2 separate regions of the Homo sapiens genome follow, and region 2 is linked to region 1. Evidence: read pairs that join two places in POLR2A ChIA-PET (ENCODE). Cell type or tissue: B cell. All regions are shown on one strand. Each heading gives the region's core, and the rest is flanking DNA. Links, peaks and the distances in the headings are about the cores only. Region 1 overlaps GCN1 (GCN1 activator of EIF2AK4). Region 2 holds the start of LOC124903033 (a long non-coding RNA gene).

The links. ChIA-PET counts read pairs that join two places held together with the same protein. Peaks named below come from ENCODE experiments on the same cell type or tissue, not always from the same donor. Only the 100,000 strongest peaks of a DNase experiment are listed, where the experiment ranks them.
Region 2: POLR2A ChIA-PET joins it to region 1 with 10 read pairs; 2 of 35 experiments call an interaction of 5 or more read pairs at or near these places.

Annotation. Positions count from the first base shown.
Region 1 is chr12:120,139,172-120,154,912 of GRCh38, reverse strand. GCN1 (GCN1 activator of EIF2AK4) reads left to right here. Exons shown (of 58, transcript NM_006836.2): 32 at 1,004-1,169; 33 at 1,506-1,700; 34 at 3,522-3,768; 35 at 4,870-4,991; 36 at 5,193-5,307; 37 at 6,567-6,746; 38 at 7,641-7,861; 39 at 9,583-9,651; 40 at 9,852-9,990; 41 at 10,078-10,274; 42 at 10,465-10,607; 43 at 11,972-12,089; 44 at 12,191-12,406; 45 at 13,890-14,054. Among named protein-coding and RNA genes, the nearest start is that of MIR4498, 8.5 kb to the left of the region's middle. In B cell, for the core only: no CTCF peak of the experiment used is centred there; no DNase peak of the experiment used is centred there.
Region 2 is chr12:119,677,611-119,693,351 of GRCh38, reverse strand. It overlaps CIT (citron rho-interacting serine/threonine kinase), which reads left to right. Exons shown (of 48, transcript NM_001206999.2): 47 at 2,898-3,201; 48 at 5,097-7,561. The coding sequence ends at 5,120. LOC124903033 (a long non-coding RNA gene) reads left to right here and starts at 7,866. Exons shown (of 2, transcript XR_007063485.1): 1 at 7,866-8,030. It overlaps PRKAB1 (protein kinase AMP-activated non-catalytic subunit beta 1), which reads right to left. Exons shown (of 7, transcript NM_006253.5): 6 at 13,351-13,419; 7 at 11,733-13,104. The coding sequence ends at 13,027. RefSeq lists enhancers at 4,732-5,602, 10,991-11,120, 11,291-11,350, 12,946-14,145, 14,949-15,448 and 1 more. In B cell, for the core only: no CTCF peak of the experiment used is centred there; no DNase peak of the experiment used is centred there.

The sequences.
Region 1 (15,741 bases), core at 7,102-12,101:
CTGGGTGGGTGCTGTGAGGAGGCAGCATGGGTTAATGAAAGAGCAGGACCTCCCTCAGAGTCGGGGAGGCCTGAGTTCCATCAGCCCCTGGAAGGGGTGGGATTGGACCGTGTGAGGCACCATCTTTCAGAAGAGCCTCTGACCTGCCTCCTCACCTCTCTCTAGGCTGTACTGTCCAAGATGTAGCCACTAACCGCATGTGGCTAAAGTTAAATCAATTAAAATGAACTCTAAGTAAGTTCCTTAGAGTGTCCTCTCCTGCACTAGCTGCGTGACCGTGAGCGTGTTTCTCCTTTTCCCCAGGCCTCTGTTTCCTCATCTATATGCAGGGCACAATAACAGAAGCTACCAGCCTTTCTCCACAGAGCCCATGAGTAGCAGTTGGAGGATTAGACAGATGTCTGGGAGCAACTGGGACATTGAAAGACACTTGCCTCCCACAGAGCAGGCTCAAAACACGCAAGGGTGTTAGTTCTCTGAATGGCTCATCCTGGCCGTGTCCACTCCCGTGAGGCCTTGTGTGTCAGTGTAGGGTGGTGTATGGGCCCATCCTGGCTTATTTTTCATTCCAGACCATCAGCCAGGGATAGGACACAGATTCTTTGCTCCATGACTGGAAAGAGTAACAACACTTTGCCCTTGGAGAATGTGTTCACTTCCACAGGCCTCTACATCTGGTTCTTTTACCTCTGTGTTCTCTTACAACCTGCTTTGCAGGTAGAGGGGTGAGCATTGCACTCACATTCCTCTCTGGGGAAACCAACACAGGGCTGGTCACCCAGTAGGAGGTAAAATCAGGGCAGATGGCAAGTCTCCATATGACAAGTGGGTTGTTCCAGAACATTGGGTGAGCACTGGGTGGTGGGCTTCAGGCTGTTCTCTGCCCCCAAAACAGTGTTTGCCTCAGGCAAGCTCCCTCTCCTTGCCGTGCACCAGCAGAGGTTCCACTGGCAGAGGAGGCCCCCTGACTGCCCCTCCTGATGTGCTCCCACTTCTTTCCCAGGTGTGGCTTGGCGTTGGCCCTCAACAAGCTCTCCCAGTATTTGGACAGCTCTCAGGTGAAGCCACTCTTTCAGTTTTTTGTCCCTGATGCCCTCAATGACCGACACCCAGATGTCCGGAAGTGCATGTTGGATGCAGCCCTCGCAACGCTCAACACTCATGGGAAGGTAAGGGGGTCCCAGCCAGGGAACACCCACGGGAAGGTAAGGGGGTCCCAGCCCGCTAAGGAGACACGGGAGGCAGGCGCTAGGGCTGAGCAGGGGCCAGAAATGCTGAGTGCCAAGAGTCCTGGCAGAGCACTTTGAGCCAAAAAGACCATGATAGTGTGTTAAATTCTTTTAAGTCTGTGGCAGTCCTGCCAGAAAACTGGAAGAGCCACTGGCTGGCATGTCAGGATGCCTGTCCCAGAGCTAGACTTGGTCTTGGTCCTCAGGGCAGGGACTGTTGTCCCCAGATGCAGCCTGTAGGGTTGACCTGAGGCTCTGAGGGGTTTGGCTTTCCAGGAGAACGTCAACTCGCTGTTGCCAGTATTCGAGGAGTTCCTGAAGAACGCGCCCAATGATGCCAGCTATGATGCTGTGCGACAGAGTGTGGTGGTCCTGATGGGCTCTCTGGCCAAGCACCTGGACAAGAGTGACCCCAAAGTGAAGCCCATTGTTGCCAAGCTCATCGCTGCCCTCTCCACCCCCTCCCAGCAGGTACCTGCCATCTGGCCTGGGACCCACATGTCGGTTAGAGAATTGGGACCCGGCTGTGGTTAGGCGGTGGGATACTAGGGGTGGAGTTGGACAATCAGGGCCCTGAAAGCCCAGTTCTTGTTAAGGATTCACCCCCTCTCGCAGGGGAGAGCCTGGTTTATAGTCAGGAACACTCCTGGAGAGGGAGTTTCTTTGTTACTTTGTTCTAGTAGACCTCCCAGATAGTTTCATTTTTTTCTACTCACCTGGTTTATAGTGAAGAATGCCCCTGGAGAGGGAGTTTCTTTGTTACTTTGTTCTAATAGACCTCCTAGATAGTTCCATTTTTTCTATTCACTAACGTGCACTGGGAATCCAAAGGGAAAAAAAATAAAAGGTCAGGCTTTCTCTTATGTCAAGCCTTTTTCTGGCCCTCTACATGTGTTGGTTGTGTGTTACAGGTGCGTTTTAATGTAGCCTCTAAGCTACAGTGCAAATAAATTTCTTTTTCTTTGTTTTGAAAAACACGCATGTATGTATATATAAATATATATATATTTATATATATATATTTTGTGTGTGTGTGTGTGTGTGTGCGCGTGTGTGTGTGGTTTGCATTTTGGACCACTTAGAGTGTCTTCATAAAGTGAACAGTTGGGCTGGGCGTGGTGGCTCATGCCTATAATCCCAGTGCTTTAGGAGGCTACAGGTGCGTTTTAATGTAGCCTCTAAGCTACAGTGCAAATAAATTTCTTTTTCTTTGTTTTGAAAAACACGCATGTATATATATATAAATATATATATATTTATATATATATATTTTGTGTGTGTGTGTGTGTGTGTGCGCGTGTGTGTGTGGTTTGCATTTTGGACCACTTAGAGTGTCTTCATAAAGTGAACAGTTGGGCTGGGCGTGGTGGCTCATGCCTATAATCCCAGTGCTTTAGGAGGCTGAGGTGGGAGGATTGCTTAAGGCCAGTAGTTCGAGACCAGCCTGGGCAACATAGTGAGATCCTGTCTCTACAAAAACTTTAAAAATTAGCCAGAGGTGGAGGCCATGCCTGTGTTCCTAGCTACTCAGGAGACCGAGGCAATAGGATTGCTTGAGTCCAGGAATTCAAGGTTATAGTGAATTATGATTGTGCCACTGCACTGTAGCCTGGGTGACAGAGTAAGACCCTATTTCTAAAAACAAAAACAAAAAACAACAAAAAACTTTACCAAAAAAATGCACAGTTGAAAACCAGTTTCCAAAATTGTGGTCAAATATGGTGTCAGAAAGCCTAAGCAGCAAAAGAGTCGCACCTGGGCACCTGCCAGCATGGCCTCGGGGTTGCTGCTCCCAAGCTGGGCTTAGTGAGCTGCGGCTGGGAGGCAGGATTGAGTGTCTTTTGGTTCCACTCAATTTGTGCCTGGTCCTATAAGGCCCTGCCCAATTTCTCTGTGATTTTGACAAGTTTGGAAACAGAGACACGGGCTGTTTTTATGGAGGCAAAGCAGCACACTTCTCTGGAAGCTTTCTTTCTGAGTGGATTTAGTCTTTAGAGTCCCTTCCTTGGTCCCCTGCCCCACTGCCCAGGCCTAGGTTTTCCATTTAGACCAGAAATGGCACCATATGGGCCAAAGCTTTTGTCGTCAGCAGATTGTAGTGTGCACCCTCAGAGGTATACAACACTGTGTATACCTGTTTGCTTCTCTGGTGCCCTGTGACATCCGCAGGCAGTGGCTGAGATGGGGCTTGGGACATCTAGTGGTGGGTGCTGTGTAGAATGGTCAGACCCCCCACCAACCATGAAACGGCTGCAGCGGAGCCACAGCATTGACAGGTGGGCCCTTCCCCAGGTCCAGGAGTCCGTAGCCAGCTGCTTGCCACCCCTTGTGCCAGCCATCAAGGAGGATGCTGGAGGGATGATCCAGAGGCTTATGCAGCAGCTGCTGGAGTCAGACAAGTACGCAGAGCGCAAAGGGGCCGCCTATGGCCTGGCGGGCCTGGTGAAGGGCCTGGGCATCCTCTCGCTGAAGCAACAGGAGATGATGGCGGCACTGACTGATGCCATCCAAGATAAGAAGAACTTCCGCCGGCGAGAGGGTGAGCATCTCTGAGCTTGGGGCTGCCCAGCATGGGAAGTTGGTCCCCAGGTTGCCAGAGGAAGGAATCTGACCGTGGCGCCCCAGGTGGAGGCCGTTGCTTGTGCGTGTACTACAGAGGGCCCCGCTGTGTGCGACCCAGTCCAGCTGCGTCCTTGCTGCTTTCCTTGGACTTGCAAATTTTTTTTTCTTTTCTGTTTTTTTTTTTTGAGACGGAGTCTCGCTCTGTCGCCCAGGCTAGAGTGCAGTGGCGTGATCTTGGCTCACTGCAAGCTCAGCCTCCTGGGTTCATGCCATTCTCCTGCCTTAGCCTCCCAAGTAGCTGGGACCACAGGCGCCCGCCACCACGCCCGGCTAATTTTTTGTATTTTTAGTAGAGGCGGGGTTTCACCGTGTTAGCCAGGATGGTCTCGATCTCCTGACCTCGTGATCTGTCCGCCTCAGCCTCCCAAAGTGCTGGGATTACAGGCATGAACCACCGCGCCCGGCCACAAATTTCTAACTCAGCAACACCCTTAGCTGAGAGAGGTTTGGCTTTTCTTTCTTTCTTTCTTTCTTTTTTTTTTGAGATGGAGTCCCACTCTGTCTCCAGGCACAATCTCGGCTCACTGCAATCTTCACCTCCTGGGTTCAAGCAATTCTCCTACCTCAGCCACCCTAGTAGCTGGGGTTACAGGTGCCCACCACCATACCCAGCTAATTTTTGTATTTTTAGTAGAGACAGGGTTTCACCATGTTGGCCAAGATGGTCTCTATTTCCTGACCTCGTGATCTGCCTGCCTCAGCCTCCCAAAGTGTTGGGATTATGGGTGTGAGCCACCGCGCCCGGCCAAGGTTTGGCTTTTTTAACTGTTAGTGCCAAGAAGTGAAGGTGGCTCCCCTGTGCTGTCCTCCCTTTCGCTCAGCCACATTCCTTTGCTGGGGCTTCTTGAGCTGAGGCAGAGGGTGCTGCCTCCTCATGGGGCATCTACTAGTTCCACAGCTGTTTCTGAGTGTTTCCAGAGGGGTGGGAGGTGGCAGGGAGGTTGCTGTCCCTTCTGTTCTCTGTGGCTACCCCCAGGGGACATTCTCTTCCCAGCCGTCCCACCTTCTTTTCCCCTAGGAGCCCTCTTTGCCTTCGAGATGCTCTGCACCATGCTGGGGAAACTTTTTGAGCCGTATGTGGTTCACGTGCTGCCCCATCTGCTCCTGTGCTTTGGGGATGGAAACCAGTATGTGCGTGAGGTAAGTCCCCGGACTGCTCGGGAGAACAGCATGGAAACTTTATGAGATGTGTTCCCAGCTGTGTCTGCAGGCCTTGGCACAGGGTCTGACATAATAGAACCCCAGTAAGCGTTGGTTATAGGAGGAACGCTAGGACTGGTGTCAGGCCTTGCCCCTTGCTTGGGTGAGGAGGCCCCTGAATGTGTTTTCTCCCCCCTTGAGGCTGCAGATGACTGTGCCAAGGCTGTGATGAGCAACTTGAGTGCTCACGGGGTGAAGCTGGTGCTCCCCTCCTTACTGGCTGCCCTGGAGGAGGAATCGTGGCGGACCAAAGCTGGTAAGACCACTCGCTCTGCCTCTCTTCCCAGCTTCCTGTTATGAAAACCAGCCTCAGCAAGGATCCTGGGTAGCCACAGCTCTTGTCCTGTGAGCTCCCCAGACCAGGGATAGGGTTAAGACTCTGCCTTTTTAAAAATTTGAGATGGAGTCTTGCTCTATCACCCAGGCTGGTCTTTACCTTTGGGGCTCAAACCATTCTCACAGGAGCATGCCACTACACCTGGCTAATTTTTGTATTTTTTTTTGTAATGATGGAGTCTCGCTATGTTGCCCAGACTGGCCTTGAATTCCTGGGTTCAAGTGACCCTCCTGCCTTGGCCTCCCAAAGCACTGGGATTGCAGGTGTGAGTCACCACGCCTGGCCAGCTCTCCCTCTGGCAGTTGGATCTTTCTATAGTTTATGTGCTTTCATGCCAAGAAACAGGTCTCTGACAAGAGCCACAACCCTAAGTCAGGATATCCTAAAGCTCTAAAGCTCCTCTTTGGCTTTAAAGTTTTCCCCCCCCAGGAAAGCTCTTTTTGAAAATAACCTTAGGCAGGAGAATCTCTTGAGGGCAGGAATTTAGACCAGCCTGGGCAATATAGCAAGACCCTACCTCTACCAAAAAAAAAAAAAATAGGCCAAGTGTGGTGGTGCATGCCTGTAGTCCCAGCTACTCAGGAGGCTGAAGTGGAAGGATCACTTGAGCCCTGGAGTTTGGGGCTGCAGCGAGCTATAATCTTGCCACCACACTCCAACCTGGGCAGCAGCGTGAGACCCTGTCTCAAAAATAAATAAATAAAATGTCTGGCACCCTAATAAGCAAACAGATAAAAGTAGAGCTGCTCTAGTTGGGGGAGGATCACCATCTAAGGCCCTCCCACTCAACCTCCTTCTCAGTCCTTCAGGCTTCACCCTGTAGTTTGAAACAACACAAATCTAAATCAGTTTCCTCATTTGTGGATGAAGAAACAGTTCAGAGAAATTCAGTGAATTGGCCTTGGATCTCACTGTAAGGATTAAACCAGGTCTTACCTATCCTGGTCTCTTTCTCCCATACTGCCCTGCCTCTCACCTGGGATCCCACTGTTCAGCAGGCCACAAGAGCTTTTTCGACCCCTCTGCTAGAGCCAGCCCCCTCTCCCCTCCTCCCAGTGACTGCTTGAGCACCGTCTGCAGGGGCCAGGGTAGATGTCCCTTGCTCATGTAGCCAGCACAGGTGAGTTGCTGGCCTTTGCTCAGTGATTCAGTACTGGGCTTGTGTCTGCTATCCACAGGGTCAGTGGAGCTTCTTGGGGCAATGGCGTACTGTGCTCCTAAGCAGCTGTCATCCTGTCTACCCAACATTGTGCCCAAGCTTACGGAGGTGCTGACCGACTCCCATGTCAAAGTCCAGAAGGCTGGACAGCAGGCGCTCAGGCAGATCGGCTCCGTTATCAGGAACCCGGAGATCCTGGGTAGGCCTTTCCCGTGAGGGTGCTTGCCCTGACCTCCCACCAACGCCGCAGCCTTTGGACACTGCAGGGAACTTGCACCCATTCAGCTAAGATCTTTGCCTCCGAGGACAAATATGTTCACAGTGAAATAGGGACACTGAGTCATTGGCTCAGGAGCAGTTTGACTCCAAGAGATCCCTGTGCACTAAGCTGAGCATGAGGTCAACAGAACTGAATGACATTATCTGGACCACATCAGCACCATTCAAAATGTTAGGACCTGTGAAAACTTGCTATTCCATCTCATTCCAGGAGGCCTTTGATAGAGGGGAGGGTTAAGGAAGGGTTAGGATTAACCTGACTACTCTGGATGTGGTTCTTTCTCAAGTACTGGGAAGAGGTCGATCGCTAGGAACAAAACCCAGCCAGCCACCTTGACCAGCATGTCACTTGTTAAATTCTAAGCTTCAGCTGCCAGTGCCCAGTCAGTACTTCAGTCTGGAAAGTGGAATAACCTCAAAATACATAAAACAAAATTTATAAAGCTATAGGGAAAAGTTAACAAATACATTATATCATAGTGGGAGATTTCAACACACTTCTCCATTACCGATAGGCAAACCAGAAATTTACTAAGGATACATGCTTTTCAAAAATTTTATTTCTGTGGCTCATGCCTGTAATCCAGCGCTTTGGGAGGCTGAGGCGGGCGGATCACCTGAGGTCAGGAGTTGGAGTGAAACAAGGATTGCTCTTTGTGGGTTTCCTGTCTTCCCCAGCTGGTGACTTGTGGGGTTTCAGGGAGGAGGTGTGCCAGACTCCCTTCTCTTCTGATCCATTCTAGTTCTGGGGGCCCAGGGGCCTTGCAGCTGCATAGATGTATATCATCCAGCTCTCTTCTCTTTGGATGTGCAGCCATTGCTCCAGTCCTCCTGGATGCCCTGACGGATCCCTCCAGGAAGACCCAGAAGTGCTTGCAGACCCTGCTGGACACCAAGTTTGTCCACTTCATTGATGCCCCATCCCTGGCCCTCATCATGCCCATTGTCCAGAGAGCCTTCCAGGACCGTTCCACGGACACGCGGAAGATGGCAGCCCAGATTATTGGCAACATGTACTCCCTGACAGACCAGAAGGTAGCGGCCCAGCTGAGGCTAGTGTGGGATAGACCAGAAGATGTTTGAGTGCAGAGTCAGAGGTGCAGAGTCCCCACATTAGACATGGAAAGTTATGGACGTTAGTCCCTAATTATTTTTATGGGGAGAAATGAGCCATTTTGTGGTGGAAATCCGGGCTCTCTGGGCATCTTAGCGCAGTGGTTCAAGTCCTTCTTAGTTCTCAGCTGAGGCCCAGAAAGGCCTGTCTTCTCTTTTGACCTCTCAAGAGTGTTGAAGTGCTTGCCACTTTGACTACTTGCTCTTGACAAGAATACTCCTGTATTGTTGTCAGGAGAGCCTGGTTTGGGAGATTTTGTTTGTTTGTTTGTTTGCTCCCAAGAGCTTGCATGTGTGATCTCACTGTCTGCCTTAGGAGCTCACATGTGTGGTCTCACTGTCTGCCATAGCTCTGCTTTGCTTACTGAGGCTATGGGCAAAAAAAATATATAAAAGTTATATTAATCCTAGAAAATTTGGGAAATTAAAAAACCAGAAAAACAGACCAGGCTTGGTGGCTAATGCTTGTAATCCCAGGACTTTGGGATGCTGAAATGGGAGGATAGCTTGAGCCCAGGAGGTTGAGGATACAGTGAGCCGTGATAATACCGCCGTGATAATACCACCGCACTCCAGCCTGGGGTGACAGAGCAAGACCCTGTCTTAAAAAGTAAATTAATTAATTAAAAAAATTAGAAAACCAAAATATTTTATCTACAGTTCCCCACCACGAAAATAATTACTGTTAATTTTTTTTTTTTTTTTTTTGAGATGGAGTCTTGCTCTGTTGCCAGGCTGGAGTGCACTGAATCAGTCTCGGCTCACTGCAACCTCTGCCGCCTGGGTTCAAGCGATTCTCCTGCCTCAGCCTCCCGAGTAGCTGGGATTACAGCCGCCCACCACCATGCCTGGCTAATTTTTGTATTTTTAGTAGAGACAGGGTGAAACCATGTTGGCCAGGCTGGTCTCGAACTCCTGACCTCAGGTGATCCACCCGCCTCGACTTCCCAAAGTGCTGGAATTATAGGCGTGAACCACCGTGCCCGGCCAATTACTGTTAATTTTTAAAATTACATTTAAAAATGGCATTCCTAAACTTAAAACTTATTCCCAAGTTATAACAAGTTATTCACAAAACTGATTTTTAATAGTTACATAATATCTCAACAAGTTTATATACCATAACTTATATAATTCTATCATTGGTCATATAGTGTCCAAGGTTTTTGGCTATTTTAAGTGATGCTGCAGTGAACATAAGGCATTTTCTGTATTTAAAATTATTCCCTAAAGCTGAATGCTCTATCAAAAGACATAAACATTTTGAGATGAAGAAAGGGAAGATGTTAATAAAATTCTGAAAGGAAATTACCAGAAGTAATTTGCTAAAGATTCCAGAGTCTGGACAGGCCTTGGTCCTAAGAGAAGGGTGGGAGGTGCAAGAGCATTGAACTCCTGTTTGTTGAGGATGGGCCTGGGGTCCCTTGTAGGAGTCCCTGAGCAATTGCAGAGGGCCTTGAAGGAACCAGTCGGAGAGGGGACTTACTTGCCCTCCCTGTTCCGTGGGCAGTGAGGTTTGCATGCTAGGTGCCCCTGCCAAGCACTCCTTGCCAGCAGAATGGGGAGGTCAGGGTCCACAGTGGAACAGGCCTGGAGAAAGCAGGAGTCGGGCCTCACCTGAGCCGCCTCCTGTGTTGTTGCAGGACTTGGCTCCGTACCTGCCCAGCGTGACGCCTGGCCTGAAAGCATCGCTTTTGGACCCTGTGCCTGAGGTGAGTCTGAGGTAGGCTGGGGGATGGGCCAGGCCCCTCATCCAGTCCCCATAAATGGATTCCTGAGAATTCCCCAAAGCTGCTTTTGTGTCTGTTGGGTAAAGAGAAAGAGGCCCTCGGTGCCCCTTCCTGCTCCCATGTGGCTACCTTGTTTTGAGCCTCATCTTCTCACACCATCTCTGCTCTCGGTTACCTGACAGGTGCGGACCGTATCTGCAAAGGCCCTTGGGGCCATGGTGAAGGGCATGGGGGAGTCGTGCTTTGAGGACTTGCTGCCGTGGCTGATGGAGACACTGACCTATGAGCAGAGCTCTGTGGATCGCTCAGGCGCTGCACAGGGTAAGGCCAGAGCAGGTCCAGTGGCCAGCCTGGGAATGCTCTAAGGGGCCCTCAGATCCAGTGGACTCATTCTGTCCTTTGTTGCAGGGTTGGCTGAGGTCATGGCCGGTTTGGGGGTGGAGAAGTTGGAGAAGTTGATGCCAGAAATCGTGGCTACAGCCAGCAAAGTGGACATTGCACCCCATGTCCGAGATGGCTACATTATGATGTTTAACTACCTGCCCATCACCTTTGGAGACAAGTTTACTCCTTATGTGGGGCCCATCATCCCCTGTATCCTCAAAGTAGGTACCATGACCTTGGCAAGGGTAGAGTCCTTGAGGAGGGCAGGAGGCAAGTGCTCACCTGGAGAGCTAGAGATCCCTGCTGGCTGGGGTTGGTTGGCAGAGCCCTCAGCCTTCAGTGAGCCCCATGTTTTTTGGGCTGGGGGCCTGGGGGTGGCAGCTCTGGCTGACCCACCCTCTGTGTGCCCAGGCTCTTGCTGATGAGAATGAGTTTGTGCGTGACACCGCCCTGCGCGCGGGCCAGCGGGTTATCTCCATGTACGCTGAGACAGCCATCGCCCTGCTGCTGCCCCAGCTAGAGCAAGGCCTCTTTGATGACCTTTGGAGAATCAGGTGAGAACTTGGGCAGAAAGACCCAGTGGGGATGATGCGTGGTGGCTCATGCCTATAATCCGAGCACTCTGGAAAGCCGAGGCAGGAGGATTGCTTAAACCCAGGAGTTTACGATGAGCCCTGGCAACATAGTGAGACCCTGTCTCTATAAAAAATAAAAAATTAGCTGGGAATGGTGGTGCACACCTGTAATCCCAGCTACACAGGAGGCTGAGGCGGAAGGATCACTTGAGCCCCAGAGGTAGAGGTTGCAGTGAGCCGAGATTGTGCCACTGCACTCCAACCTGGGCAACAGAGCAAGACGCTGTCTTAGGAGAAAAAAAAAGATCCAAAGGGTTGAACTTTGCATTTTGATAACTCCAGTTGAGAAATGAAGAGCAGAATGTTGCCAAGAACTCTCTCAACTTTTTCCAGACCCTTGCTTTTAACCATTTTGTAACTTTTCCAGTTTCCTGTAGCAATGTCTTTATTCTGATTCTTTTTTAAAAAGTCCTCTCTATACAGGCTTCCAATTTGTATTCAGATTTTAAGTGTCAAGTACTCTTTAATCTAAAAATTTTACTTATGGGAATATATTTCAAGGATGTAGGGAATGGTCAAGTGCTTAAAGCTGTTAGACATAAGGATGTTTGTTGCAGTATTGCTTACCATTTGAAAAATTGGAGGTTGATTTAAAAATATAGCACATTCATACAGTGGTCTTTTTTTTTTTTTTTTCCTTTTTGAGACGGAGTCTCGCTCTGTCACCCAGGCTGGAGTGCAGTGGCATGATCTCGGCTCACCGCAACCTCTGCCTCCCGGGTTCAAGCAATTCTCCTGCCTCAGCCTTCCGAGTAGCTGGGATTACAGGCACCTGCCAGCACGCCTGGCTAATTTTGTATTTTTAGTAGAGGCGTGGTTTCTCCATGTTGGTCAGGCTGGTCTCGAACCCCCGACCTCAGGTGATCCGCCTGCCTTGGCCTCCCAAAGTGCTGAGATTACAGGCGTGAGCCACCACACCTGGCCTGAAATAGTTTATCCTTTAAGGCCTCTCCTGGTTCCTCCACTTCTGATGATCAGTCTTCCTACTTGCCTGTTAATGCTTCCCCTTTTGTACTCACTTTATTTTTTATAACTTTTGTTATAGAAATTTTTACATGTTTTTAAAAAGTTTTTTTCCCTCAACATTAATGTATGTTCATTAGTAGAAAACTTGGAAAATATGTGGGCGAGTGTAAAGAAATGTAAACCACCTGACTCTTCCCATTCCAAGATGACCGTCATGAGTATTTTGGGTGCACTTCTTTCCATCTTCTGTGCAGTGCTCAGTTGTGCCGAGCCCACTCCTTGCAGCTGTGTGACTGTGTTGTTGGCCTCCTTCTCAGGTTCAGCTCTGTTCAGCTCCTTGGGGATCTCCTGTTTCACATCTCAGGAGTCACTGGGAAGATGACCACAGAAACTGCCTCTGAGGATGATAACTTTGGAACTGCCCAGTCCAACAAGGTGCCTGCAGTGGCTTTCCTGCCCCTGCTGATGGTAGGGTGTGCCCTGATGCCCATGCCATAGAGGCTTCACTACTCTCTGTCCCCTTCTACTGGCTGCAGGCGATCATCACTGCCCTGGGGGTAGAGCGGCGGAACCGGGTGTTGGCAGGGCTGTACATGGGCCGCTCAGACACCCAGCTGGTGGTGCGGCAGGCGTCCCTGCATGTCTGGAAGATTGTTGTCTCCAATACCCCCCGCACCTTGCGTGAGATCCTACCCACTCTCTTTGGGCTCCTGCTGGGTTTCCTGGCCAGCACGTGTGCAGATAAGAGAACGGTGAGTTTCCTGGGCCTTGTTTTGGACCAGCAGCCCCAGTGCCTCCTTTCAGAGCCTAGAAGGCTGGGTCTGCAGAGCCTGGGAAAGTACCCATCCACCCTGCCTAACAGAGGGACATTGTGTTCTTTACTTAGTCATTCTGCAAATATTTTTTGATTAATTTTATTTTATTTATTTTTTTGAGGTGGAGTCTTGCTCTGTCGCCCAGGCTGAAGTGCAGTGGCGTGATCTCAGCTCACTGCAAGCTCCGCCTCCTAGGTTCATGCCATTCTCCTGCCTCAGCCTCCCGAGTAGCTGGGACTACAGGCATCCACCACCACACCTGGCCATTTTTTTATATTTTTAGTAGAGACGGGGTTTCAGCACGTTAGCCAGGACGGTCTCGATCTCCTGACCTCGTGATGCGCCCGTCTCGGCCTCCCAAAGTGCTGGGATTACAGGCTTGAGCCACCACGCCTGGCCTCTGCAAATATTTATTAGCATCTCCTGTGCACTAAGCAGGGGCCTAGCACCTGGGGACACAATGGAGAAGAAAGGCAGCTTCATTCCTTATCCTCATGAGAGGTAGTCTAGTCGAGGAGATGGATATTAATCAAATAACCACACAAAGAGATGTAAAATGCGACTGTGGCCAGTGCTGCATGGCACTGCAAATGCTTATAATAGCTGCATTTGACCTGCTGGGGAGGGATGGGCCTGTGTTAGTGAACACTTCTCAGAAGAAATGATGCTGGAAGATGAAAGATAAGTAAGCACTAACCAGGTGAGGAGGTGGCGAAAGACCATTCCAGACAGAGGGAATAAATAATGTTTCAGATACAAAGACAGGATATGCAGAGGTCCCGTGGTGGGCAGGAACATAGCACCAGTAGGGGCTGAGCAAGGCCAGTGTGGCTGGAGTGAGGAGGCAGGGAGGAGCAGTGCGGCATGAGATCAGGCTGGCGCGCTGGCAGGGGCAGACAGATCAGTGGGCCTGGAGGAGGTGCCCAGATGGGCTGGTGATCATTTCTGCCCATCTCCTTTGGTCTACTTCCAACCCCCCATCCTTGGCAAGCAAATTGTGTATTTGGCTCTAAAGAAGGGTTTGCATGAGGTCTCAGAAAGTAGATGTTTTTTTTTCCTTAAAGCTTTGTTCCAGATTCGGCTCCTGCTCAGCCATAGCACAGTGTTAAGGCTTCAGTCATCCAGGGAAATTGGCCCTTGACTGTGCAGCAGATGATGAATTTTTTGTACATGTGTAAGGTGCTGCTGGCTCTTAATGTTAGGTTGTGTAGGTGTGTGTGAAACAGATAATTTTTTGGTAGTGTTTTGCAAGCACTACAGAGAGTATTTGGGGGCTCTTTAGGGGTAAGAGCATTTGGGGAAGTTAAGTCAGTGATTCAGATAAAGCCTGGGAGGTTTCAGGGCCCTCATTCTGGAGTCCTCCTCTGGGTGCCCTGGGCTTTGCAGGGACTTTACTTCCTGGATTGGTCTCTGTTGACAGATTGCAGCGAGAACATTGGGAGATCTTGTGCGGAAGTTAGGGGAGAAAATCCTCCCCGAGATCATCCCCATCCTTGAGGAAGGCCTGAGGTCTCAGAAGAGCGATGAGAGGCAGGGTGTGTGCATTGGCCTAAGTGAGATCATGAAGTCCACCAGCCGGGATGCCGTGAGTATCTTCCAAGGATCCCGCCAGCTGTGCACTGCAGACGACCTGACTCAGAGGGCGGGGGAGGGCTACTGAAGGAGGTTCACCTCTAGGGGGTTTGTGCTGCCCTCAGGGATGAGCCAGTCTCACTCTGGGGAGGTGCTGGCTGGGCCACATGGACTTGAGGCTCCGTCTTCTCAGCTTTCCTGTCAGTTTTGCAGGCTAAGAGCTAAGTGATTTGGATGCCTCCTTGAGTGGCCTTTGGAAACTGGAGATGATCGCTCTCTTACAACTGTGGAGGTTGCTCAGGATCAGTCTCTTTTGTGATGCTATATAAGTCCAGTTAAAATGTGTGCACCTCCTTCTGGGAAAGGGGATGGACAGCTGTGTGAGTGGGTAGGGCAGGAGGGTGCGGGAGGGGGTGTGCACTCACCCTTAGCAGGAGGGGAGCAGGTAAGAGTTGTGGTGCCAGGTGGGAGGAAGCATATTGCGTCTGGCAACAATACTGTTTCCATAGCAGCAACGTTCAAGGGGTGTGAAGTCCATTACTCTTACTTGGTTCCTGAGTTAAATGATCCTGGAGACCACCCTGGGGAGTAGGTTAGGAGTGCTTTTAGGCACTGCCTTCGTGTTTGGATGAAAACGCCAAAGCAATTAAGTGGATGGCCCGCTAGAAATGTAAGCAAGTGGCCAGTTGCTTGGCTTGGGCATCCTTGTCTGAATTCCTAGGATACCAGATCCCTCTTCTCCTATATTGATGTTTGTCTTACGTTTGGTTTTTAAAATTTACATTTGGCAAGGAATCAAAAGAAATTCTGTCATCAGAAAGAGTTGTGATTCATTGGAGAGGTAGAGTTCCACAGAGGCTGAGTTCTTGTCTGCAAAGTCCCCACAGTCCAATGGCAAGGCCCACATGCCAACCAGTCATTAGAATGCAGAGTGGGCTTTGCTGTGCTGGGATCGTTACTGAGGGAGCAGAGCCATTATTGGCTCCATTGTAGACCCAAAGACTTCATAGAGCACAAAGTCTGGATTGAGACTTGAAGAAGGACTTGGAGTTTTCCAAGAGAATAAGCAAAAGAAAGAGTCCAGGGAGAGAGGGGGCCAGATGCCATGGGAAGGAGTTTGCAGTTCTTAGAGAAGATGGGAGGTATATTGAGAATTCACCTAAAAGATTCAAGCTGTTGATTATTAAGTCTCAGTGAAGGATACATGGGGGTGCATCACATCCTCTCTGCTTTTTTTTTTTATTGAGACGGGGTCTTACTCTGTCACCCAGGCTGGAGTGCAGTGGTGCGATCATAGCTCATTGTAACCTTGACCTTCTGGGCTCAAGTGATCCTCTCGCTATGGCCTCCTGAGTAGCTGGGGACTATAGGTGTGCACCACCACACGTAGCTAATTTTTGCATTTTTAGTAGAGGTGAGGTCTCACTATGTTGCCCAGGCTGGTCTCAAACTCCTGGCCTCAAGTGATTCTCTTGCCTCCACCTCCCAAAGTGTTGGGATTACAGGCGTGAGCCACTGTGCGCGGCCCCTCTCTACTTTTTAATTTTTTTAAAATTTTTAGTTTAAGACAATCTCACTCTGCTGCCCAGGCAGGAGTACAGGGGCACCATCTCTTTTGGCTACAGCCTCTGCTTCCTGGGTTCAAGCGATTCTTGTGCCTCAGCCTCCTGTGTAGCTGGGATTACAGGTGTGCACCACCA
Region 2 (15,741 bases), core at 4,268-9,267, 460 kb after region 1:
GACTTCTTTGGGCAGTTGAGAATGTAGAAGGTTGGCTTTCTGGGTCTGATTCACTGCAGGCTTCGTTGCCCTGGTCTGTTTAGCAGAGCAGGAAACGTAACTCCTTGCCAAAAAACCATAAAATTGATGTGGTAGATTATGGGTCATTAATGGATAAGGAGATGGAAGACTGCCCACTTGGCTTGGAATGACGGGTGTGTTCCTTCCTCCCGTTAATCTCAGCTGACGTCCTGAATGGCCTTCCCTTGAGCAATCCTTCTTCCCCTGGCCAGTGAGCACCCTCTCATTTGTTTTATGATAGTTTCTTGTGGACACATCTTATCATTTCTTTTCCATTACAAGTAGGCTTAATGTAGTTCTCCTACTCGGAATTTATTTTTTTGTTTGTCTTCCAGATTTCAAAGCCATATGGCTAGAGATGAATATAAACCTTGATTTCAAGATGTTGAAATCTGAGTTATCTTAAATCTTACTGCTGCAGAGACAGGGGTTCTGGCCTTCTGAGCATTCGTTGTCTGAATCTCCAAACGTTACAGTTGCATGGGAAAGCAAGAGCATGGCATGAAACTATTCACTATGAACTGAGCCCTTATGAAATTATCTCTGCACACCAACTTCTCTGTTATATTGTAGAGGAGGAATTGGCAAACTTTTTCTGCACAGGTTTAGATGGTAAATATTTTCGGCTTTGTGAGCCATATGGTCTCTGTCTCAGCTGCTCAACCCTGTTGTGGTCATGCGGAAGCAGCTGTAAGACAATGCATAACCAGATGGGCATGGCTTCATTCCAATAAAACTGTATTTATAAAAACAAGCATCTTCCGGATTTGGCCCTCAAGCCTGTTCTAGAGTCTCTCCTTCCACAATAAACACTGTCTTTGCTGTCGCTTCTCAATTATGGACGTTGACAGAAGAGGTTCTGATACAGTTAGACCAATAATTGAAGAAAGAAATGAACAAGTTGATAAAATTATAGCCTCTTCCAATGAGAAGGATTTAAATATCAAGGATTAAGATAGTCCTTTGGGAAAACACTTTTCTTGTTTTAATTTTTAGTTTTAGTTTTTTAGAAGCGGGGTCTTGCCATATTGCCCGGGCTGGTCTTGAACTCCTGGGCTCAAGCAATTCTCCTTCCTTAGCCTTCCTAATAGCTAGGACTACAGGCATGCATCACTGTGCCCGGCTTTTTCAAATATTTTTGAAGAGCCTTCTTTAGGATCCACTGCAAAAGTCCAATGTGTCCAACGTTGGTGTCAGAGCATGTTAGCAGCAATTTTGTTGAGACAATTAGCACAAAACAAATCATTCTGTGATTCATGCTTGGTTCATTTTTGGAATCAGCATGTAATTGCATTGTAATTTAAATACTAAAAATATCTAGCATAAAATAAGTTTATATTCCAAGATAAAGCCTCAATCAAACAAAATATGTTTTCAAGTAATATTCACTGTAATTTTTTTCCTCCATTTTAAGTAGGGCCTTTTCCAAGCACAAATTATGCTGAGATAATAGGGACCCTAGTACTTTTAGAGCTGATCAAGGGTGGGAAAGAATTGACTCAGAAGGCCACATTTCAGTTCTCTCTGTGTTTGTAGGTCTTACTACATCTTCAGAGAGGGAGTTTGGCCCCTGGGTCTGCTGAAATCTTCATTTGAAATATCCAGGCCAGGAGTGGGTGGAGGATTGGGTTGGGTTGTACAAAAAGGCCGCAGTGTTTTCAACTGCTTGGTTACTAATTATCAACCTTTGAGGCCTGGGACGTTTTCTGAGCCCGCTTTACTTTGTCTGCCCTGCTCAGTTTCCTGACTCTATCAGGCCTGATCCCTACACCTCTCGGTCGTCTTATTGTCATGACTGAGAACCATCCACCTTCTGAGCATCTGCATTTGCATCAGGTGTCAGAGACTCTTGGAAAGCCACATGGGGGCAGAGGTGACCAAACACGAGGCCCAGGAGTGGGACAGACATGGCAGTTAACAGTGATCAGTACAGGGTTTCTCCAAACTGCTTCCTTGCACTGAGGGCCTTTGTGGGTCCCTGACTTCTGGGTCTTAGTAGGCTGACCTCCTAGTTGATGACTTCCTTCTGTGCCTTCTAGGCTCTGGGAAATAGTAGGTCAGTAGGATATTATATGGGGCTTATGACATCAAACTGGTCTTTTTTTTTTTTTTTTTTTTTTGAGACGGAGTCTTGCTCTGTCACTTAGGCTGGAGTGCAGTGGTCCGATCTTGGCTCACTGCAACCTCCGCCTCCCCAGTTCAAGCAATTCTCCTGCCTCAGCCTCCTGAGTAGCTGGGACTACAGGCACACGCCAACACGCCCGGCTAATTTTTGTATTTTTAGTAGAGACGGGGTTTCACCATGTTGGCCAGGCTGGCCTCGATCTCCTGACCTCGTGATCTACCTGCCTCGGCCTCCCAAAGTGCTGGGATTACAGGTGTGCGCCACTGCGCCTGGCCTATCAAACTGGTCTTTATTGGAATCCCAGCTCTACCACTCATTAGCTCAGGCAAGTCACCTAACTCCTGTCTGTCCCCATTTTCTTGCCTGTACAGTGAGGGTCATGCTTGTTCATAGCTCAGGAGCTGCTGTGATGATTTAATGAGATAATGAGAGATGGCAGATGAAGAACTTAGCACAGGCCTGGCACACAGTAGGTGCTCAGTAAATGAAAGCCTGCACTGAGGAAGGTGGGTTGTCTTTTGTTGCCATCTTTGCTCTCTTCCCTGTCTTTGCTACCAAAATCAAATGCAGGCAAAGTCCAAAGAACTCCAGGTCTAATCTCTTGATAATCAGTGGTGAGGCTGGGTCAAGGAGGGGGTTGCTCAGGTAAGAAGGAAAATGCCCCTCTGGGGTTGTGGCCTCGCAGCTCCCTACGTTCCTCTTGTGTCGCCAGCAGCCCCAACAAGCGAGGCCCACCCACGTACAACGAGCACATCACCAAGCGCGTGGCCTCCAGCCCAGCGCCGCCCGAAGGCCCCAGCCACCCGCGAGAGCCAAGCACACCCCACCGCTACCGCGAGGGGCGGACCGAGCTGCGCAGGGACAAGTCTCCTGGCCGCCCCCTGGAGCGAGAGAAGTCCCCCGGCCGGATGCTCAGCACGCGGAGAGAGCGGTCCCCCGGGAGGCTGTTTGAAGACAGCAGCAGGGGCCGGCTGCCTGCGGGAGCCGTGAGGACCCCGCTGTCCCAGGTGAACAAGGTGAGGCAGCATTCCGAGGCCTGTGTGTCTGTTGCGGAGGCCAGGAGTGACTTGGGGAACTGAGGCCCCCACGGGGCCACTGTTGTTTAAAAAAGGAACTCCATGACTGTAATTCAGACTTTGCGAGACACAGGAATTTAGGAAGAAAATGTACCTTAAGAAATAGCTTCCTGGCCGGGCGTGGTGGCTCACGCCTGCAATCCCAGCACTTTGGGAGGCCGAGGCGGGTGGATCACGAGGTCAGGAAATCGAGACCATCCTGGCTAATGTGGTGAAACCCCGTCTCTACGAAAAAAATACAAAAAATTAGCCGGGTGTGGTGGCTGGTGCCTGTAGTCCCAGCTACTTGGGAGGCTGAGGCGGGAGAATGGCGTGAACCCGGAGGGCGGAGCTTGCAGTGAGCCGAGATCGCGCCACTGCACTCCAGCCTGGGTGACAGAGCGAGACTCTGTCTTAAAAAAAAAAAAAAAAAAAAAAAAAAAAAGAGCTTCCTAAGCAAATGGATAACGTGTGTGTAATTGAAAAGGAAAATATGTATGCATGTAACTCAAAATATAATAGCTACCAAAAAATGTTTTCCCTTCTCCAGAGGCAAGTGGTAGCAGTTTCTAGAGATATTCTGTGCGTACCAGCAAATATATATGTGTGCTCTCCTTTTGAAACCCAAATGATAGCATCCTATATGAAATGTTGCATGCTTTTTTCAAACATAGATATAGATTCACACACATACACACATATGCTTTTCTTTTTTTTTTTTTCTTTTGAGAGACAGCGTCTTGCTCTGTTACCCCAGGCTGGAGTGCAGTGGCGTGATTATAGCTCACGGCAGCCTCAAACTCCTGGGCTCAAGTGATCCTCTCACTTCAGCCTCCTGAGTAGCTGGGAATATGGGCTGTAGCTACCATGTCTGGCTAACTTTTTCCCCCACTTTTTGTTTGTTTGTTTGTTTGTTTGTTTTGTTTTGTTTTAGAGACAGGGTCTTACTATGTTGCCCAGGCTGGAGTGCAGTGGTGTGATCATAGCTCACCACGGCCTTGAACTTCTGGGCTCAAGTGATCCTCCAGCCTCAGCCTCCTGAATAGCTGCGACTACAGGCTCAAGCCACCATCTGTCTGATTCCCACCCCCACCCCCGGCCCTTTTTATTTTTTTTAGAGACATAATGTCGCTATGTTGCCCAGGCTGGTCTTGAACTCCTGGGCTCAAGCAATCCTCCCACCTTGGCCTCCCAAAATGCTGGGATTACAGGCGTGAGTCACCACGCTCAGCCCACACATGTGTATATATAAATTGTTTTTCTGGAAGGCTACACAGAAAGTGTTCACAGTGGTTGCCTTCCAGAAGAACTTTGAACTTTTGGAAATGTTTAAATCATGTGCATGAATGATCTGTGTAATTTTAGGTTTGCGATCGAGGAGAGGGATGGGTGTGGAAGACCAGGGGCTCCCCCAGGCAGGGCATGGCTCAAGTGCTTGGTGCCTCCTTAGCAGGCTAAGCAGGTCAAGGAGCCACCTTTCTGCCATTTGGGGCTGATTTTCTGGGTGGCATTCTCCTTCTGATGCCACCTGCAGTTCACCTGCTGGTAAAGAAAGAAGGAAACACCATCCATATGGCTTCTTATCCCTCCCAATTGACCGATGAAACTGTGTATGTGCATGTGTGTGTATCACATGCTTACAGCATCGCAGGTACACACACGGCTTTGGGATTTTCCAGTGAGTTTCACTCCCTGGCTTCCCCAGGCTCTGGAGCGGGTGCTGCCCTGCCAAGCACTCACTGCTAGCTGCTGAAGGGGATAGCCCAGGGGCTGCAGATTCCCATTTGCATCATGCAAGGTGAGCACAGCAACTTCTGGCCTCGGATGGCTAACACTCCTCCTTATTTCACTCCTAGGTCTGGGACCAGTCTTCAGTATAAATCTCAGCCAGAAAAACCAACTCCTCATCTTGATCTGCAGGAAAACACCAAACACACTATGGAACTCTGCTGATGGGGACCCAAGCGCCCACGTGCTCAGCCACCCTCTGGCTCAGCGGGGCCCAGACCCACCTCGGCACGGACACCCCTGTCTCCAGGAGGGGCAGGTGGCTGAGGCTCTTCGGAGCTGTCAGCGCCCGGTGCCTGCCCTGGGCACCTCCCTGCAGTCATCTCTTTGCACTTTGTTACTCTTTCAAAGCATTCACAAACTTTTGTACCTAGCTCTAGCCTGTACCAGTTAGTTCATCAAAGGAAACCAACCGGGATGCTAACTACAACATGGTTAGAATCCTAATTAGCTACTTTAAGATCCTAGGATTGGTTGGTTTTTCTTTTTTTTTTCTCTTTGTTTCTTTCCTTTTTTTTTTTTTTTTTTTAAGACAACAGAATTCTTAATAGATTTGAATAGCGACGTATTTCCTGTTGTAGTCATTTTTAGCTCGACCACATCATCAGGTCTTTGCCACCGAGGCATAGTGTAGAACAGTCCCGGTCAGTTGGCCAACCTCCCGCAGCCAAGTAGGTTCATCCTTGTTCCTGTTCATTCTCATAGATGGCCCTGCTTTCCCCAGGGTGACATCGTAGCCAAATGTTTACTGTTTTCATTGCCTTTTATGGCCTTGACGACTTCCCCTCCCACCAGCTGAGAATGTATGGAGGTCATCGGGGCCTCAGCTCGGAGGCAGTGACTTGGGGCCAAGGGACCTCGAGACGCTTTCCTTCCCCACCCCCCAGCGTCATCTCCCCAGCCTGCTGTTCCCGCTTTCCATATAGCTTTGGCCAGGAAAGCATGCAATAGACTTGCTCGGAGCCCAGCACTCCTGGGTCTCGGGGTCGGGGAGGGGACGGGGGCACCCACTTCCTTGTCTGTGACGGCGTGTTGTTCCCCACTCTGGGATGGGGAAGAGGCCCGTCGGGAGTTCTGCATGGCAGTTCACTGCATGTGCTGCCCCCTTGGGTTGCTCTGCCAATGTATTAATACCATCCCATAGCTCCTGCCAAATCGAGACCCTCTGACGACTTGCCGACTAACTGGCCACCACAAGCTGCAGTCTGTAGCACTGAACAAACAAAAAACAAAACGCTCAAGCCTTACGACCAGAGAAGGATTTCAGCAAACCACCACCTCCCACTCAGTGTCCCCTCCAAACTTCACACTTCCCTGCCTGCAGAGGATGACTCTGTTCACACCCAATCCAGCGCGGTTCTACCCCACGAAACTGTGACTTTCCAAATGAGCCTTTCCCTAGGGCTAGACCTAAGACCAGGAAGTTTGAGAAAGCAGCCGCAGCTCAACTCTTCCAGCTCCGCCAGGGTTGGGAAGTCCTTAGGTGCAGTGCGGCTCCCACTGGGTCTGCGGACCCTCCTATTAGAGTACGAAATTCCTGGCAACTGGTACAGAACCAACCTAGAGGCTTTGCAGTTGGCAAGCTAACTCGCGGCCTTATTTCTGCCTTTAATCTCCCACAAGGCATCTGTTGCTTTGGGTCCTCCACGACTCTTAGGCCCGCCTCAACAACCCAGGCACCTCCTAGGTAGGCTCAAAGGTAGACCCGTTTCCACCGCAGCAGGTGAACATGACCGTGTTTTCAACTGTGTCCACAGTTCAGATCCCTTTCCAGATTGCAACCTGGCCTGCATCCCAGCTCCTTCCTGCTCGTGTCTTAACCTAAGTGCTTTCTTGTTTGAAACGCCTACAAACCTCCATGTGGTAGCTCCTTTGGCAAATGTCCTGCTGTGGCGTTTTATGTGTTGCTTGGAGTCTGTGGGGTCGTACTCCCTCCCCTCCCGTCCCCAGGGCAGATTTGATTGAATGTTTGCTGAAGTTTTGTCTCTTGGTCCACAGTATTTGGAAAGGTCACTGAAAATGGGTCTTTCAGTCTTGGCATTTCATTTAGGATCTCCATGAGAAATGGGCTTCTTGAGCCCTGAAAATGTATATTGTGTGTCTCATCTGTGAACTGCTTTCTGCTATATAGAACTAGCTCAAAAGACTGTACATATTTACAAGAAACTTTATATTCGTAAAAAAAAAAAGAGGAAATTGAATTGGTTTCTACTTTTTTATTGTAAAAGGTGCATTTTTCAACACTTACTTTTGGTTTCAATGGTGGTAGTTGTGGACAGCCATCTTCACTGGAGGGTGGGGAGCTCCGTGTGACCACCAAGATGCCAGCAGGATATACCGTAACACGAAATTGCTGTCAAAAGCTTATTAGCATCAATCAAGATTCTAGGTCTCCAAAAGTACAGGCTTTTTCTTCATTACCTTTTTTATTCAGAACGAGGAAGAGAACACAAGGAATGATTCAAGATCCACCTTGAGAGGAATGAACTTTGTTGTTGAACAATTAGTGAAATAAAGCAATGATCTAAACTAATGTGTGCTTTAGTGCAATGACCTCTTCTTTTTTTGAGAGACTGTGAAAGAAAAACTATCACCAGCGTGTCAGTGTAGGTGTATTATCATGGATGGGACCTTCTTTACGTTGTGGGGAGGGTTTTCCTCTGGAGTGGGATAGAGGAAGCCACGTGGTGGTTAGGGCACACTGCTATCCTGGAATTAAGCGATTGGTGACATTCTCTGCCAAGAGTTTGACTGTGGAAATTTGGTCAATACTTCCAGTGAACCATGAACTGGCTATTAAGGTCATTTTATAGGACTGCAGAGCTGGAAAGCTCTTCAAGCAGTCACACAGGACATTTGGAAAGGATTACTGAAGAATGGATTACCCAGTTCTATAATCAGCTAACCAGGAACAGGTCAGCTCAAGATATCTTTCATCTATTAAAAGGCCAACTACAATTTAATAATGTAGATTTCTTTGTAGAGAAGAATTCAAATCAAAGGTAATTAAAAATGAAAATACTTCCATTTTTAAGTAGAGGAACTTTTACAGTCTGCAAGATAAATTTTTTCTCATTCTTTAGTTTGTTAGTATAAACTTGCTCGATCCAGACAAACGGGTTTTGGCAAATGGTGATGTTTTTGTTTTCATGGTTCCTGTGGGTTGTAGTCTTTGAATTTTTATTTTCTAATGAAGTCGTCTGACCACGGTCAAAATTGGACTCGCAGAGTCGTATCTGTCTTTGTTGCTTGTGATGGGAACCACAGATGCAATTCTGTTCTTTTCGATGTTACTGTTGGGCATGAAAATCTGCCACAAGGTCGTAGTTGTAAGAATGAAAATAATTCAGAAGATGAAGTGGTGAAATGTGAACCTTTCTTTCCTTGTAGCATTAGAAAAACATCTGTTAAATATCAACCAAGCATTTCAGTGATTGTCTAGAGGATTGTGGGAGGTCACAGAAAACTTCCAAAGCTAAGTCAACATAGTTTGGTTTCAAAAGGAAGTGCCAAGGAAGAGTGTTTGAACCCTAAGGAATAGCCCGAAAGAAACAACCAACCAATTCCACAGCCACACCGTAAAATGAGGCCTAACTCTTCATGCTGGCCACTCCTGTTTCATAAGCACAAAATTAGATGTCATGTTTTCTGCGCTTACAACTTAATTGTCACCGGACTAAAGAGGTTGATTGCATAGCAAATTCCATAACCATGGAACTTTAGGATTTGGAGGGTTAGGCCAAAAGAGAATTTGCTTAATAGGACTGTCTTCAGAATTGGACCTCTTGAATGTGATTTGCTATAGAAAGCATTCGTGGGGGCCAGCTCAGATTCCATTCTCAGAATACAGTGGTTACACTGGCTTGTTCCACTGGTTCTAAGCCATGGGGAGATTTTGCTTCCCTCCTCCCAGAGGACATTTGACAATGTCTGGAGACATTTTTGGTTGTCACAACTCGGGAGTACTACTGGTATCCAATGGGTGGAGGTCAGAGATGCTGCTCAACATCCTACAAGGCAAAGGACAGCCCCCCACTGTAAAGCATTATCTGGCCCAAAGCCTCAATAGTGCCAAGGTTGAGAAACCGTGGTCTGTTCTAGTTTTAGTCCCATGTCTTCCTTGGCAATTTAAATACTGCTAATGATGTCTAAAGCATGTAGACCGTGGCTCTAGGCCTACAGTGTTAAATGAGAAAAATAGTTTCTTATTTGCCCACTCAAATGCTGAAGCTGTTTCCTGAAGCTGGGGAGGGTGGGGGTAGTGGAAATAGAGTCCAGTGTTGATCACTTTGTTTTCCCTTGAGTCTGTTAATGATGAACGGAACTCTATTTGCCCTAGAGAGATTGTTAGAGGTAGATGAAAGAACCTTGAAAATGACTTTATTACTCTGCATAAGTCAGGCTGTCTTTCAGAGAGCCACAAAAAAGGAAACAAAAAATCGACCAAGGGTATACACATCTTGGCCTGTTCTCACTGGCCACTGAGTATTTCAGATGGGATGGGTGAATTCTTTTAGGGGGAGGTAGCAGTAAGAGCTGGCATCCTCATCTGGGGAAAGGCTCTTTAGTTGTATGAAAGACAAGACGACAATGTAGTTGTGGGAGCCCACCCTGAGGGCAGAGCCTGGTGGCTCGTTCTAGAGCCAGTGGCTGGGGTCCCAGAGACGGGGCTCCGGCTGCTGCTCCAGCTTTTGGGATCTTCTCCAAATGTCTGACTCACTATAGTGACGATGACTCTTAGGAGGATCCTGTGGATGTTTTTACAATTAATAGGGATGACTGGGGTTTTAGAAGAAATGTATACGTATCTACAACTTCCATGTTTTCTCCTGAAGACAATTATAGTTGGCATACCAGGGCAGAAGGCTCTAGTTTGTTTCTCCACTAATTTGCTGGCCAAGATGAGTGCTGAAGCTTTTATTCCTCAGAAACTTTATGATTTGATGAGTGGTCCATGTCTTGGGTCTTCATCAATTCATTCAAACCATTTGTAAACATTGGTGGATGTCTTAGCCCATTTAGTGCTGCTTTAACAAAATACCTGAGAATGGGTAATTTATAAAGAACAAAAATTCATTCTCTCACAGTTCTGGAGGCTGGGAAGTCCAAGATTAAGGCATGGGCAGGTTTGCTTGTCTAGTGAGGGCTACTCTCTGCTTCCCAGATGGCGCCTTGTGCTTGGGTCCTCTGCAGGGGAGAAAAGCTGTGTGTCCTCACATGGCAGAAGGTGCCAGGGCACATGAGCTGAATGCTGCCTGAAGCCTCTTTGATAAGAACCTCAATTTCATTCATGAGAGGAGGGGCTCTCATGACCTAATCTCTTCTTAAAGGCCCTACCTCTTAATACTATCACATTGGGGACATTTGAATTTTGAAGGTGACACAATAGCAGAGGAGGATCAGATATGGGAAGTAAATGCTTGAAAGTGAAACTGTGCTCATACAAAAGGAACTGAATTAAAATGAAATTTTGTTCTTTCCTAGACTGGCTCGTTCAGTCTCTGACCTCAGCCACAGATCGTATCATGATGTTCCAGGTTTTTTCTCTCAGTCTTTTAGGAGCCTTGGAGATTTCCTAATTGAGCTAGCTGAGGTGCAGGCACAATTTTCTTGTCTGGCCTTTTGACTTCCTGTTTGTGGCCTTAGCCCTGCAATACTGATTTACATTTTAGTAATTTTTTAGGCTTTAATTTGGCTCTATAAATTCATCTGTATATCAGCTTCTAGAGGGAAAAATGTATCTTCATTGAAAAGCAATTTGAGTTAAGCTTTAACTAAGTCCTCACCCATAAAGGAAATGCTAATGAAGAAAGGATTACTTGGTCATAGGACACGATTTGACATATGGCTTTGCCCCTGTGATTTGGGCAAAACAAGGTCTCCTTTTCCACCTTTGTAAAATCACCATTAACCTTTAGCTTCTTGGGTATGGAGGCTTTCACTTGGTGGGCAGGCTTTCCGACTATAATGTGCTTTTTAAAGAAAATGAAATCCTTTGAATACGCACAGAGATGTGTTGTCTCTGACCATGTCCTCTTGTTTTGTGTCTCCTCCATCATCTCAGCAGTGACCTCACCTGGAAGTCCCCTGTGGCCCCAGGGCTTGGAGAACTCATGGGGTGACTGGCTCCAGTAAACCAGTCTTATTTTACATAGCATTTTCAGCTTGGGTTTTCTGCACCAGTGGGTAGAGCTCATTAGCATGCTTTTCTGCTAAATTTAAAATGTTTCCTGATACCTGAGAAGGCTTAAAGGAACACCCATAACCTTCCACCTTTTTGGAGGAGGGACACGGCCTCTTTTAGTGGATGAAAACAGCTCTGACTCCACAACGTCCTGCTCTCTCACACGCCAGGGTCACGATCCCAGGCTGTCCCACCGGGCTTGTTTAGGAGCAAAAGGAAACAAACCCTCTGGCCTGGGGACACCAACAACTGGCCGAAGCCAGGAGCCTCTGCTGTTACCCCTCTTCAGCTTCCCCTTGTGACTTGAGCTGTTCAGAGGGGCTCAGTTTTAGGGGTCCCTTAAGGTTCCAAACTGTGTGAATGGGTGTGAGTCACAGGACTGGTTCTCAGGCCTGGGCAGCTGGAGTAGCCCTGTCCGCTCAGAGCCACAAGAACGGTACTGAAACGCAACTCTCGAAGAGTTCCAGTCTCTTCTCCAAGGGACTGAATAAAATCAGAGCTCCTCCAGGCACATGTCCAATTATTTTTACAAAGTTTTATTGAAACTTGTCCATCAAGGTGACAGTAATTCACTGTTTTGAAAAGTCACAAAAAAGGGTACCCCCAAACTCAGGTATACCAAGTAAATACTGGAACCCAGGGAGCTCACTCCTCCCTCTCCCACCAGGAGCAAAGGGCATAACGGGAGCTTCCGCTGACTCACAGCAACCTGGGCTAGTGGGTACATCTGTGGCGACTCCCGGGAAACTGAGCTGCGTATAAAGAAGTCTGCTTTGGTCCAAAGGACATCTTCCTGACCCAGACTCAGAAGGCTGCTGTCAAGTTCTACATTCCTTTCAGAATAAGCAACAGCAACTGCTGCAGTCTTGCTAACTAGGGGCAGAGGTCCTGAGCAAGGTGCCACGGGACCTTGTAAAATCACGCTGTGTGATTTTATAGGGAAGAGGGCAGAGTGCCTCTCAAGTTTTCACGGTTAACACTGTCACCTATTATGACTGGAATAAAAAGCTGGACAACCTGCCAGCTAACTGGTCAGTCCTGAGGATCATCCAGCTGAATGGAGAAATCCGGCAGCAGGTTGAAAAGTCTGTTCTGAGAACAGATTATTGCTGAGCAGAGTTCATGTGACTTCTAGACGTGGTGACTTAAAAAATGGCCTTAAGGCTGCAGAGCCAGCCACCTCTGCTTACAAAAAGAGTACTTAGTGCACATGACTGTAAGAAACAATTGTAAAACCTCATCTAGAAATCAGAAAGCTTCTAATTTCTATAGAAATGACACCTCCCTGGAGCCGAGAGACAATCTGTTGTTGATTTTGAAGGACAGGCAAGACCAACACTGTATTTAGTTCCATAGCCAGGCCTCAACAGGGACAAGTGGCTGGCCTTAAAAACACACAGATGACTGGAAATGATGTGTGGCCTCAGTCCCTGTTTCCCAGAATTTTACTGGCAAAGGAGTTAGCATTCATTTTTGGCTTAAGAAAAATCGAGAATGTAGGTTTAGAACTGCACCCAGCCTCATGCACCGCGGGGCCAGGGCTGCAGATCCTCTGCCACCCCTCCCTCTTTTCTTGGACTTGATGAGTCCCCGAGGCTCAAAGCCATGGGGGTGCTAGGAGGACTGTCACAGACCGAGGCGCTGCAGGAGCTGCTCTGCCTGGACAAACCTTCAAGCAGGACCAGGGCAGGTATGAAATGTCTTCTGAAGAGTGTGAAATGAGCAATGTACAGTCCATTCCCTCTTGGGGAAAGCATGCACGTGTGGAGCCTGGTGGTGTGCTGTCTCCTGGGCCACCATCCGCCCCCAGCTCTTCATATGGGCTTGTATAACAAGGTGGTGACGTACTTCTTCTTGTACCGGTGGGTTGCGCTGAGCACCATCACTCCATCCTAAGGAACAAGGTGGAAATGATCAAAGGCTGGACTAAGGGGCTCAAGCCTCAGAGGACATGAGAATCATTAAGGGCTTCATAAAACCACAAATTCCCGGGCCAGCTTCAGAACCTGAGCCTGATGGCCTGTGCCAGACCCTGGAAGCTGCCCTTTAAGTCAGTCCCGCCAGGTCATTCCACTGCTGGGGGTCCTCAGAGCACACACTGGGCAACACAGCTCTCATGGGGACAGACATGTCATTACCTTGATAGACAGCGCGTATAGGTGGTTCAGCATGACGTGATTGGGCTCAGGAAGCAAAGCTGGATCACACTGTGAGGGAACAAAGGCAGCGGTGAGCATTTGGGATTTGGAAACCAAGATTCTCCCCTTTACTTCCCAGTGCCAGATATCAAAGGACAGGAGGCAGCGCTCAGGCCGACCTCTCTTCCCAAATCAGGCAGCGCAAGGGCTTGTCCAAGACGACAGGTGAGATGAAGGTCACGCCTTCTGACCTGAAGGGAGCTCCCTGCATGCCTGCTGGAGGCATCGGTGTGTGTCTCTGGCCAGGCATTTACCCCGGCCTCTTTCAAGTGTGGGCCACGGCCCTGTCCTCTTATGGAGGGTGGGGCAGGAAGAAAGCAGCTATTAACAGCACTTTCAGAGAACACAGGAAGAGACCATCTGCACTAAACGCTCCTGAGCAATGGATTCAAAACTTGTATCTGTAAGACTCAATGAACCTGAAGAATGAAACGGATACCTGGGCAAGACACCACTACTCTGGAAAATCTGCCACCGGGCTGGCACTCAGAGCTGCCCGCCGCACCTTCCTATGTTTTAAGAGAAGCCAGAAATCGGGATTTATTTTTTCATTGTATACCCCCAACTGTTATAAATGCAATTCAAATGGAAAAAAGTGTAGAACAACTGCTGTAGGCTTAGGATCCCAGAGGCTGGGCCAATCATTGTGTCAACAAATACTCAGCAAGCTCCCGCTGGGAGGCCATTCAGGGTGGCTGCTGAGAGCACCAACTACCAAGGATCTGGCACCAGCCAAGCCTGATGTGACTGCTGGCTCAGCCAGTTGCTGTGTGAGCCTAAGAGGGGTTTTTAAAAAATTAATCAATTTCAAAGATTGACAGATAAAATTATGTATATTTACCATGTACAATATGTTGTTTTGAAATATGGACACATTGTGGAATGGCTAAATCAAGCTCATCAACACACGCAGAACATGCTTACCATGTTTTTGTGGTGAGAACACTTAAAAGCTACTTTTAGTGCACTGCTGATGGGCATGTAAATTAGTACAACCATTATGGAAAATGGCATGAAGGTTCCTAAAAAGTTATAACTAAAATTACCACATGGTCTAGCAATCCCACTACAGGGTAGATACTCCAAGGAAATGAAATCAGCATGTCGAGATATCTGTACTCCCACGTTCACTGCAGCTCTATTCATAATAGCCAAGACGTGGAATCAACGTAGGTGTCCACAATGGATGAATGGATAAAGAAATGAGGTACTGATACACAATGCAGTGCTGCTGAGCCTTACAAAAGGAATCTTGTCATCTGTGACAGCATGGATAAACCTGGAGGACATTAAGTGAAATGAGCCAGGCACAGAAAGACAAATCCCATGTGATGTCACTTATGTGGAATCCAAGAAAGTCGAACTCACAGAAGTAGAGAGTAGAGTGGTGGTTGCCAGCGGCTAGGAGTGGTGGGGGTAGGGAGATGCTGGTCAAAGAATACAACATTTCAGTTAGACAGGAGGAATACGTTCAAGAGATCCACTGTACAACACGGTGACTATTAGTAACAATGTATTCTTGAAAATCTCTAAGACAGTAGATTTTAAGTGTTCTCCCTACTGCTCTGTGCCTCAGTTTCCCCATCCCTAAAATGGGGGTAATAATTGCACCTACTTCACATGGTTGTTGTGAGGCTTGAATAAGAATACACGAAAAGCACTTAAGATTAGTTTGGGGCAAAATAAATGTTAACCCTTTAGTAGTGACAACTGTAACCACAGTTTACATTAGAGCTTAGTGCTACCTTGGACAGAGGGGTCCTGACATTCTCATATTCCCAGCCCCCTGGGCCACTCTCAGCTTGTCTATTCCCAGCAGCAGTCTCCATCAGAGAAGATGGCTAGTGATGCCTCCCTTTTCTAGAAAAAACAAAACCTGGCCAGGCACGGTGGTTCACGCCTGTAATCCCGGCACTTTGGGAGGCCGAGGCGGGTGGATCACGAGGCTAGGAGATCGAGACCATCTTGGCTAACATGGTGAAACCCCATCTTTACTAAAAATACAAAAAATTTGCCGGGCGTGGTGGCGGGGGCCTGTAGTCCCAGCTACTCGGGAGGCTGAGGCAGGAGAATGGCGTGAACTCGGGAGGCGGAGCTTGCAGTGAGCCAAGATGGCACCACAGCACTCCAGCCTGGGCAACAGAGCAAGACTCCGTCTCAAAAAAAAAAAAAAAAAAAAACAAACCTCACTAGCTTAGGAGGGCACTGAAAGTCATCTTACCCACCAACCTTTGTAAAGTTAGAGCTAAGGGAAGCAGTGTCAACTAAGTGCTTCTAAGGCAGAAGCTACATGTCCTTGAAACTCTTCACCTGTGACCTATTTGAGACTGT